Linked DNA regions of Homo sapiens: region 2 is linked to region 1. Evidence: chromatin contacts called from ENCODE Hi-C or POLR2A ChIA-PET data. All regions are on one chromosome and are shown on one strand. The core of a region is the stretch at or near the end of the contact, and the rest is flanking DNA. Distances in the headings are between cores, read along the strand shown. Region 1 holds the start of PAM16 (presequence translocase associated motor 16). Region 2 holds the start of ALG1 (ALG1 chitobiosyldiphosphodolichol beta-mannosyltransferase).

Region 1 (5,343 bases), core at 1,441-3,940:
GGTTGCAGTGAGTCAAGATCCTGCCATTGCACTCCAGCCTGGGTGACAGAGCAAGACTCAGTCTCAAAAAACAAACAAACAAACAAAAAAACCTGTGGGACAGGAAGCAACTGGGATGCAGCGAGGCAGGGAATTCAGGGCCTGAGAAGGTGACTTTCAGCTAAGAGCCAAGACTTGAAGGCTGATGAGGAGCCAGCCAGGGAGAGAGCCACTTCCGAGGCAAGGAAGTACAATGTGGGCACAGAGAGAGGAATGTGGAGGCCAGGAGGAAGAGGAAGAAGGGCAGCGGTGTAGAGTAGGATTCCAGGTGGCCCAACTTTCATCCCACCATTTGCCGAATGCTGTGCGCCAGATGCTCTTCCAGGCGCTTGACATCTAACAGCAGAGAAGAGAGAGGAAATGCTTGCCCAAAAGGAACTCCCATTCTAGTGGAAGGAAACAGATTCTCAACAATAAACATAAAAATAAAGGGAGGCCAAGGTGGGAGGATTGCTTGAACCCAGGAGTTTGAGGTCAGACTGGGCAACATAGGGGAACCCTTGTCTCTACAAAGAATACAAACATTAGCTGGGCGCGGTGGCTCACGCCTGTAATCCGAGCACTTCGGGAGGCCAAGGCAGGCGGATCACGAGGTCAGGAGCACGAGACCATCCTGGCTAACACGGTGAAACCCCGTCTTTACTAAAAATACAAAAAATTAGCCGGACATGGTGGCCCATGCCTGTAGTCCCAGCTACTCAGGAGGCTGAGGCAAGAGAATCTCTTGAACCCAGGAAGCAGAGGTTGCAGTGAGCCGAGGTCATGCCACTGCACTCCAGGCTGGGCAACAGGGAGACGCTCTCAAAAAGACAAAAAACAAACATTAACCACATGTGTTGGCACATGCCTGTGGTCCCAGCTACTCAGAAAGCTGAGGTGAAAGTATCACTCAAGGCTGGAAGGTCAAGACTGCAGTGAGCCATGATCATGCTACTGTACTGCAGCCTGGGCAACAGAGTGAGACCCTATCTTGAAAAAAAAAAATTTTTTTTTGGCTGGGCACGGTGGCTTACACCTGTAATCCCAGCACTTTCGGAGGCTGAAGTGGGAGGATCACTTGAACCCAGGAGGTGGAGATCGCAGTGAGCCAAGATTGGGCCACTGCTCTCCAGCCTGGGTGACAGAGCAAGACTTCATCTCAAAAAAAAAAAAAAAAGGAAAAATAATTTAAAAATAAAAAACCGGTTGGGCACAGTGTCACATGCCTATAATCCCAGCACTTTGGGAGGCTGTGGCGGGTGGATCATTTGAGACCAGTAGTTCAAGACCAGCCTGGCCAACATGGTGAAACCCTGTCTCTACTAAAAATTCAAAAATTAATGGGGCATGGTGGTCCATGCCTGTAATCCCAGCTACTCAGGAGGCTAAAGCATGAGCATCGCCTGAACCTGGGAGGTGGAGGTTGCAGTGAGGCAGGATTGTGCCACTGGACTCCAGCCTGGGCGACAGGGTGAGACCCTGTCTCAAAATGATAAATAAAATAAATAAGTAAATTATGTGGTATGGTAGAGGGTGATCAGAGTCTTGGAAGAAAAATAGAGACAAGAAGGGAGGATAAGCCAGTCACAAAAGGCTGCACATTGTATGATTCAATTTCTTCTTTTTTTTCATTTTTCATTTTTACCTTTTTTTTTTTTTTTTTTTTTTTTGAGGCAGGGCCTGACTCTGTCACCCAGGCTGGAGTGCAGTGATCACAGCTCACTGCAGCCTGTACCTCCCGGGCTCAAGAGATCCACCACTCAGCCTCCCAAGTAGCTGGGATTACAGGCACCTGCCACCACACCCGGCTAATTTTTGTATTTGTAGAGATGGGGTTTCACCATGTTGCCCAGCCTGGCCTTGAGTTCCTGACCTCAAGCGATCCACCTCGGCCTCCCAAAGTTTTGAGATTGCAGGCATGAGCCACCACGCCTGGCTTGTATGATTCCATTTCTATGAAATGTCCGGAACCTGTGAATCCATAGAGAGAAAAATGAGTGGTTGACAGGGGCTGGGGGAGGGGGCTGGGGAGTGACTAATGGGTGATGAAAACGTTCTGGAACTAATAGTGGTGACAGTGGCACAGCTCTGTGAATAAAAGGCATTGGACTGTGCACTTGAAAATCATGAAATCTACAGTGTATGGATTATATCTCAATAAAGCTGTTACTTTTTTCATTCATGGAGGGCAAGTCACGGCGTTTTAAGGGGTCCAGGTGGGCCTCATTGAGGTGACATTTGAGCAAAGATTTGAAGAAGGGAACGAGCTTCTCAGGCAGGAGGAATGTGGATGAAACCTATTTTGAAGTTTTCTATTTTCTAAAGTATTTTTGAGAATTTAGCATCCTACTCCATATTATGTTCATTGATTTCATATAATGTTGCATTCCCAAATATTTTGGCAAAATCAAGGGCAGAAATCGCCCCACGTCTGACCGATGTGCTTAGCTGCTCCAGCGCACTGGGGTAAGCACGCGGGCAATTGAGACTCCCGGTAACGCCCCTTGCCCTCCCAAGCCCGCCCCCAGTTATCCAGAGCCCGACGCAGGCTCAGTCAAACCCCGCCTCCGACCCCGCCCCGAGCCGCTAAGACGCTCCCGGTGGCCCGCCCTTAGACTGAGGCAATGCGCATGCCCAGCGCCGTATCGCGCACGCGCTCTCTGCGGCTTTCCTTGACCTCTGACCCGCCGACCACGCTTGATCCCCGGCCGCGGGGCCAGGAAGTCGGAGTTTGAGCCCCGGAGGCAGAGCGGCTGCCATGGTGAGCCCCGAGTCGGGCGCTACCGGGGAGGGGAAGCCGAGTCGGGCCGGGGGCCGGGGGCCGGGCGGCGAGCTCCGGGCTGGGCGGCGGGCGCCGTGCGCCCCCTGCGTGCCCGGCGGGAAGCATGGTCTGGGGGCGTTGCACCCGGGGGAATCGAGGCCGGCAGCGGCGGCACCGGCGGCCTCAGGGCCAGGGAAAACCGTCTGCCTGGAAGAGGCCGGGCAAACGTGGTCGCGCTGTGCCTAGCCCGCGTGTGAGCGAGCAGCCGTGGGCAGCGGTGGAGCATGAGTCTGGCTGGTGAGCGCCTCCCCTGCCCTGGAACCTTACAGCGCTGCAGAGTCGATGTTGCTGCCCTGTTGTTATCCCCAGTGGAAAGCTGGCCTTTCCAGGGAAGTGGCTGACCTGGGACTTGAACTAGGCCCCGAGACACCGAGCACGGAGCGTTTGTGTGATATCGTTGGCACGTAGAGCCAGTCAACAGACCTGCGCCACACTGTCAGGTCACCTAGGGTAGCTTTAAAAGTGCAGGTTTGGCTGGGCGCGGTGGCTCACGCCTGTAATCCCAGCACTCTGGGAGGCCGAGGCGGCGGATCACGAGGTCAGGAGTTCGAGACCAGCCTGGCCAACATGATGAAACCCGGTCTCCACCAAAAAATTTAAAAAATTAGCCGGGTGGGGTGGTGCGCGCCTGTAGTCCAAGCTACCCGGGAGGCTGAGGCAGGACAGACGCTTGAACCCGCGAGACAGAGGTTGCAATGAGCCGAGATCCGCCAGTGCACTCTAGCCTGGGCGACAGGGTGAGACTGCGTCTCAAAAAAAAAATTATATATATGTATTATATATACCGTATACATTTATGTATACTACATATTATTATGTTATATATATTTTTATATATCATGTATTTTATATATATATATACACACACACACACATAATATATACATATGTTAGCCAGGCATGGTGGCACACACCTGTAATCCCAGCTGCTTGGGAAGTTGAGGCGCCAGTATCGCTTGAACCCAGGAGGCAGAGGCTGCAGTGAACCAAGATTGTGCCACTGCACTCCAGTCTGGGCGACAGGGCAAAACTCTCTCAAAAAGAAAAAGAGGGGGAAAAAAAAAGTTCAGGTTCTTGAGCTCTATCCCTGGAGGTTCTGCACACGTAAGTTCCCCAAGTGACTCTGTTGCAGCTGGTTCGGGGAGCCACTTCTTAACTAACATAGTAATAAGGATAATGTAACAGCTAACGGCGTACAAGTGCCAGCCCCTGAGCTAAGGCTTTATGTAGAGTCTCTCATTTAGTGTTTATGAAGTCCTGCTGTCATTGTCCTTATTTTACAGATAAGGAACCTGAGCCCCAGACAGTTTTGACTCCACCATAGTCATGCATCCCATGGTGTCAGAGACCTCTTTTGAGCCCAGCTCTGTCCCAAAACTCATGGGGTTTTTTTGGTTTGTTTTTTGAGATAGGATGTCTGTCTGTCGCCCCGGCTAGGATGCAGTGGAGCGATCCTAGCTCACTGCAGCCTTGAACTCCTAGGCTCAAGCCATCCTCCTACCTTAGACCCCCAAGTAGTTGGGCCTACAGGTGAGTGCCAGCACACCTGGCTAATTTTTAAATTTTATGTAGAGGTGGGGTCTTGCTGTGTTGCCCCAGATGGGTCTCCTAGGCTGGAGTACAGTGGTACGATCACAGCTCACTGCAGCCTCAACCTCCTGGGGCTTAGGTGATCCTCCCATTTCATCCTCCCCAGTAGCCTCAGCCTCCCGGGTAGTTGGGACAACAGGCATGCTCCACTATGCCCAGCTAATTTTTTGTATTTTTTGTAGAGATGCAGTTTCGCCATGTTGCCAGGCTGGTCTCAAACTTCTGGGCCCAAGCAGTCCTCCTGCCTCGGACTCCCAAAGTGCTGGGATTATAGGCGTGAGCCACCGCACCCAGCATGACAGTATATTAACAGGAAAAGAAAGTGCTGGCCGGGCACGGTGGCTCACACCTGTAATCCCAGCACTTTGGGGGTCTCAGGCGGGTGGATCACGAGGTCAGGAGATCAAGACCATCCTGGCTAACATGGTGAAACCCCGTCTCTACTAAAAATACAAAAAATTAGCCGGGTGTGGTGGCAGGCACCTGTAGTCCCAGCTACTCAGGAGGCTGAGGCAGGAGAATGGCTTGAACCCGGGAGGCCGAGCTTGCAGTGAGCCGAAGGTCGCGCTACTGCACTCCGGCCTGGGTGACAGAGCAAGACTCCGTCTCAAAAAAAAAAAAAAAAAAAGAAAGTGCTAGGCCGGGTACGGTGGCTCACGCCTGTAATCCCAGCACTTTGGGTGGATTACCTGAGCTCAGGGGTTCGAGACCAGCCTGGGCAACACGGTGAAACCCTCTCTGTACTAAAAATACAAAAAATTAGCCGGGCATGGCAGCGTGTGCCTGTAGTCCCAGCTACTCAGGAGGCTGAGGCAGAAGAATTTCTTGAACCCGGGAGGCAGAGGCTGCAGTGAGCCGAGATCGCACTACTGCACTCCGGCCTGGGCGACAGAGCAAGACTCCATCTCCAAAAA
Region 2 (5,343 bases), core at 6-2,505, 720 kb before region 1:
CTTTTCAAACGAACACCCCCTGCCCCCAGCCCATGGATTCAGAGGATTCTGGAGTTGACGGCATCCTACCTGCAAGACTCTGAAGTTCTGTCAACCCCACAATCTGAATTCTGTTGTTCTGCAAGAGCTCATCATGGGGTTTGGAGTCTGAAAAATGAGAATGATCCCTTTAATGTACCAGAAGCAGCAATCTAAAGTCAGATAATCTCCCAACTCAGGCTGAATCACGGACAGTGTTTTGGAAAGTAAGATATTTCAAAACCTCTCTCTGCTCCTCACTAGCCAGAACAGAGAATGCGGCCAATTCTTGTTCAGATTGCTCTAGGAGGCACACAGAGATAGGGCCTGAATCTTACCTACCTTCACTTAACATGATGCCTGGCAAACAGTAGGTGCTCAATTAAACTAATCTAGATTGTCTGGATAGTGGAATTTTCCCACCACAGAGCCATCCCTAGGAAGTCCCACTCTACCCCATCACCCTAGGATAGCAGATTCTAAACAGGGATTAAAGGCAACTAGTGCTGTTCCCACTTCTTCCTGAGATGGGGTTGAGCTACCCTCTCAAGATACCAACGTGGAGAATAATGAGGGAGCAGACACCGCTGCCCTGCACACTGTGGGGAAAAGCTGGACATGAAGAACAAATGAAAACATCTGTCTGCAGAGCTCTGCGTTGAGGGATGAGGAATGAAATATCCTGTCAGCTCAGACATAGCCTGACAAGGGTAGCTGCACAGGGACGTAGCTACCAGCACTAGCCCTGGAGTTCCACGCACCTGGGTTCCACTTACTAGGAGAATTACGTGAGACCACGCAATGGATTCACTTAACACACTTCTGACACGTGGCAAGATTAACGCCGGCTATACCTAGAGACCCACCCAGGAAAGGCTGGGGCAGAACCGCTCGTCTAATCTCGGAGAGCTGCCCAAAGGCGGCGACTAAAGGAGCACTTCCGCCTCGACTCCCCGGGGCGGTTAGAACCGAGGATCAACGGCTGAGAGAGCATCGTCCCTCCCAGACCCTTGGCCACTCACTGCAGAACCCCAGGAGGGTCACCGAGAAGCCGTGCATGGCCAACGACAGCGCGTGGTACTGCATACGGGGGCTGCGGCCCACGTCGCCCAGCACCACCGCTACTACATGCCGGGCCGCCCGCCCCCGGCGCCAGCGCTTCCATCCTCCCAGCAGCAGCAGCGGCAGCAGCAGACACAGCGCCAGCAGGACCAAGCATGAGGCCGCCATCTTGGCTGGCCCGCAGCAGTCACGTGACCGCGCTTCCTCGCGCTGTGCGCAGCCGCAGACCGAGCCTCCGAAGTGGGCCGAGAGGGCGAGAAGTGGACGCGGTTCCCTAACAGGGGCCCGGGGAACCCCCAGGAGCCCCTCGGGGCCAAGAATTAGTAGTAGTAGGACACACGCACATACACCAGATTCCCTACACACCAGTGTATTTCCCCGACTAAAGTAAAGCTGTTACTGTATTGGGATCTAAGAACTCTCTTCAGGATTCAAAGATAATTTCAAAATATAGTGACACAAGAATTTGGATAAATTTCATCCTAACATTGATAAAGGAGCCAGATGCTGACGAGTACGAATTGTAGAGTTCCGTCTATGTAAATAAAAACCAGTCCTCGCTGTTAGAAGTTAGGGGCTGGTGGGTTCTGCTTCTGGATCTGGTGCTGGTAATGTGGGTGTGCTGCATTTGGGGCGGTACCTCAAGCAGCAGATTACCTGCCCATTTTCCAGGGTGTACATCACACTTAATAAAACATTTAAAAGGTAGAGAGGGGGAAGGACAAACAAGGAAGTAAACACCATCATGATTTTGCTTAAGTATCAATGGCTAGAAAGGAAATTTCCACAGTGACCCTCCAATTTCACCTCCCAAAGTAGCCATAGTGAGAGTTTAATGTGTGTCTCTGCGATGGCCTGTATTAGTCCGTTTTCATGCTGCTGATAAAGACATACCCGAGACTGAGCACTTTACATAAGAAAGAGGTTTCATGGACTTACAGGTCCACATGGCTGGGAAGGCCTCACCATCATGGCAGAAGGCAAGGAGGAGCAAGTCACCTCTTACATAGATGGCAGCAGGCAAAAAGAGAGCTTCTGCAGGAAAACTCCTTTTTATAAAACAATCAGGTCTCGTGAGGCTTATTCACTATCACGAGAACGGCACGGGAAACACCTGACCCCATGATTCAGTTACCTCCCACTGGGTCCCTTCCACACAACACATGGGAATTCAAGATGAGATTTGGGTGGGGACACAGCCAAACCGTATCATGACCTTTTTTCTTTGAAAGCGGTCCCTTGCAGAGAAACACCAAGAGCTCACTGGTGATGCTACCCCATTGCCTCCACTTGGGAGCTGCCGCAGAACCTGGAGAGCCACCACCCAGACCGTATTCAACAAACAAACAAGACTCCTCCCCTGATGAGGACCACAGGCAGCACCCACGGGACAGGGTAGCCCACATGGATGTGGCTCCCCAGTGTCCCTGGGCTCAGCTCAGGGCTTGGCACACTTTGCATCTGCTTTTCACAATTGCCCCATCACTCCCTTTCTATGGATTCAGAAGGGACAGCTCACGCCTTAAGCCAGACCTTGAAACCCGAGCTTTCAGAAGGAAAGGAAGGACGAGTAAGTATCTGCAGACAGCAGGGATGGGCATACAAACATGCTGGCAGCGGCATTTATCCTCCAGTTCCCAGCGAGGCCCCTGCCTCCAGGTTGCGTGTGCTGGGGTGGAGGCCTGTGACACATCGCCTGCCCAACTCTGTCGACGCTCTGTAATGGGACAGGTAGGGATCTGGGACCTCAGCCTCAGGACTCCTGGCTTTCCTGCTCCACCTCGGGCGAGTCACTCCCCATCAATTTGCTTTCTTCGTCTGTGAATTAAGGGAGGGGAACTTCAAGTCTTTGAGAGCCTGTCCTGCTCTGATGAGCTAAGAGGATAAAGACTATGGTGATGACAAACCAAAAGTAGATGCCTCCCTCTGGTAGGTGAACCTCCGTCGGGGAGGGAGTTGCCGTGGTGTCTCCTGGAGAGAGGGGACGGAGCCATCCCCAGCAGGGGGGCGGTTTCATAGCTGGGCCAGCCCACCTGTCCGGCTTTCTCACTTGGCATCCATTCCACATGAGATCCAGTCTTTCCAACAATCAAGAGGATATATGGATAAGTCACTCAATCTCCCTTGGAGCCTCAGATTTTGTTCAAGTTGACTGAGCACCCACTTGAGGGGTGATCAAGGATTAACAGAAGTAATGACAATGACAAGCTTCCCCTAGAACCTCTGTTCCCAGTGGTGCTCCCAAGGGGGCAAAAATGGCTCTTGGGGAGCAAAACATCCTTACCCTTTTTATGTATAAAGCACAGATAATGATACAATACACAAGCATGCAGTATATCTGCAGTATTAAAATTTTATGAAGGCTGAAAGCAGTGGCTCATGCCTGTAATCCCAGCACTTTGGGACGCTGAGGCGGAAGGATCACTTGAGCCCAGGAGTTCAAGACCAGCCTGGGCACCATAGTGAAACCCCATCTCTACAAAGAATACCCAAAAAATGGTGGTGGCGTGTGCCTATAGTCCCAGCTACTCGGGAGACTGAGGTGGGAAGATCACCTGAGCCCAGGGAGGTCGAGGCTGCAGTGAACCATGATCATACCACTGCACTCCAGCCTAAGTGACAAAGCGAGACCCTGTCTCAAAAAAATAAACAAGTAAAATAAAATTTCATGGGGCAGTACATAAGGAACCCTCATCTTCTGCCAGTGGGCACGTAAATGGCCCAGCCACTGTGGAAAACAGTCGTATGGTCCCTCATTAGGTTCAACATAGAATTATCACGTGACACAGCAATGGCATTCCCACGTATACACCCAGGAGAATGAAAAACAGGTTTTCGAACAAAAACTTGTAAACAAACATCAGTACTGTCCACAAGAATCAAATCATGGAAACAATCCAGAGGCTCATCAGTGGATGAGTGATGAACAGAATGCGGTCTGTCCACAGCTCCCACAGCCTCCCACCCGAGGTTTCCCAGGTGTCTCCTTGTTTGCTTGTTTGTTTGTTTGTTTTGAGATGGAGTCTCACTCTGTCGTCCAGGCTGGAGTGCAGGGGTGCCGTCTCGGCTCACTGCAACCTCCACCTCCCAGGTTCAAGTGATTCTCCTGCCTCAGCCTCCCTAGTAGCTGGGATTACAGCCCTGCACCATCACGCCTGGCTAAGTTTTGTATGTTTAGTGGAGTCGGGGTTTCACCATGTTGGCCAGGATGGTCTCAAACTCATAACCTCAAGTGATCCGCCCACCTCAGCCTCCCAAAGTGCTGGGATTACAGGTGTGAGCCACCACGCCCTGCTCCAGGTGTCTTGTTTTCATTTTATTTTATTTTATTTTATTTTATTTTATTTTATTTTATTTTATATTTCATTTCATTTCATTTCATTTTATATTTTGAGACAGAGTCTCACTCTGTTACCCAGGCTGCAGTGCAGTGGCCCCATCTCGGCTCACTGCAACCTCTGCCTCCCAGGTTCAAGTGATTCTCTTGCCTCAGCCTCCCAAGTAGCTGGGATTAGAGTTGCGTGCCACCACGCCTGGCTAATTTTTGTATTTTTAGTAAAGACAGGGTTTCACCACGTTGGCCATGTTGGTCTTGAACTCCTGACCTCAAGTGATCTCCCCGCCTCAGCCTCTCAAAGTGCTGGGATTACAGGTATGAGCCACCATGCCCGGCCTAGGTGTCTACTTTTGGTTTGTCATCTCCATAGTCCTCATCCTCTTAAATCATCAGAGCAGGAGGGGCTTCCCCGGGAGATGATATTATTCATCCATAAAAAAGAATAAAGTACTGACATGTGCTACAACACAGATGAACCTTGAAAACATCACGCTGAGTGAGAGAAGCCAGACACAAAAAGCCACGCATTGTATGATTCCATTTATATGAAATATCCACCGTAGGTCAAACCATAGACACAGAAAGTTGATTCATGGTTGGTAGGGGCTGGGGAGGAGGGAATAGGGAGTTTCTGCAAATGGGTATGGGATTTCTTTTCAGGGTGGCAAAAACATTCTGGAGATAGATAGTGATGGCTGCACAACTTTGTGAATATACTAAAAACCACTGTGAAACTGTACACATTTAAAAGGTGAATTTTATGGTATGTGAATAATATCTCAATAAGCCTCTTACTAAAGATTTTTCAGGATTAAAACGTCTAAAAACACTCCGGGGGTAGAAAAAAGAACAATGACGAAATTAAAAGGTGGAGAAGCCCTAACCTAGCATCTGCACATAGGGAGCATCACATACACACTTTAGTG

Evidence for each region. A loop is a pair of places that touch in the nucleus more often than their neighbours do. ChIA-PET counts read pairs that join two places held with the same protein, here RNA polymerase II (POLR2A). Pooled maps may share reads with other maps.
Region 2: a loop to region 1 is called in a map of naive thymus-derived CD4-positive, alpha-beta T cell, with 5 times the contacts of the local background. The contact joins the promoter of ALG1 here to the promoter of PAM16 in region 1. A Hi-C loop is called at or near these places in 1 of 168 maps with a recorded cell type or tissue (naive thymus-derived CD4-positive, alpha-beta T cell) and 6 of 50 pooled maps. POLR2A ChIA-PET finds 5 or more read pairs at or near these places in 1 of 52 experiments (activated B cell).

The regions. Positions count from the first base shown.
Region 1 is chr16:4,348,668-4,354,010 of GRCh38, reverse strand. PAM16 (presequence translocase associated motor 16) reads left to right here and starts at 2,690. Exons shown (of 5, transcript NM_016069.11): 1 at 2,690-2,779. The coding sequence starts at 2,777. All of the region lies in intron 27 of CORO7-PAM16 (CORO7-PAM16 readthrough), which reads left to right.
Region 2 is chr16:5,067,755-5,073,097 of GRCh38, reverse strand. ALG1 (ALG1 chitobiosyldiphosphodolichol beta-mannosyltransferase) reads right to left here and starts at 1,255. Exons shown (of 13, transcript NM_019109.5): 1 at 1,041-1,255; 2 at 70-147. The coding sequence starts at 1,248. RefSeq lists enhancers at 796-855, 1,026-1,135, 1,166-1,225.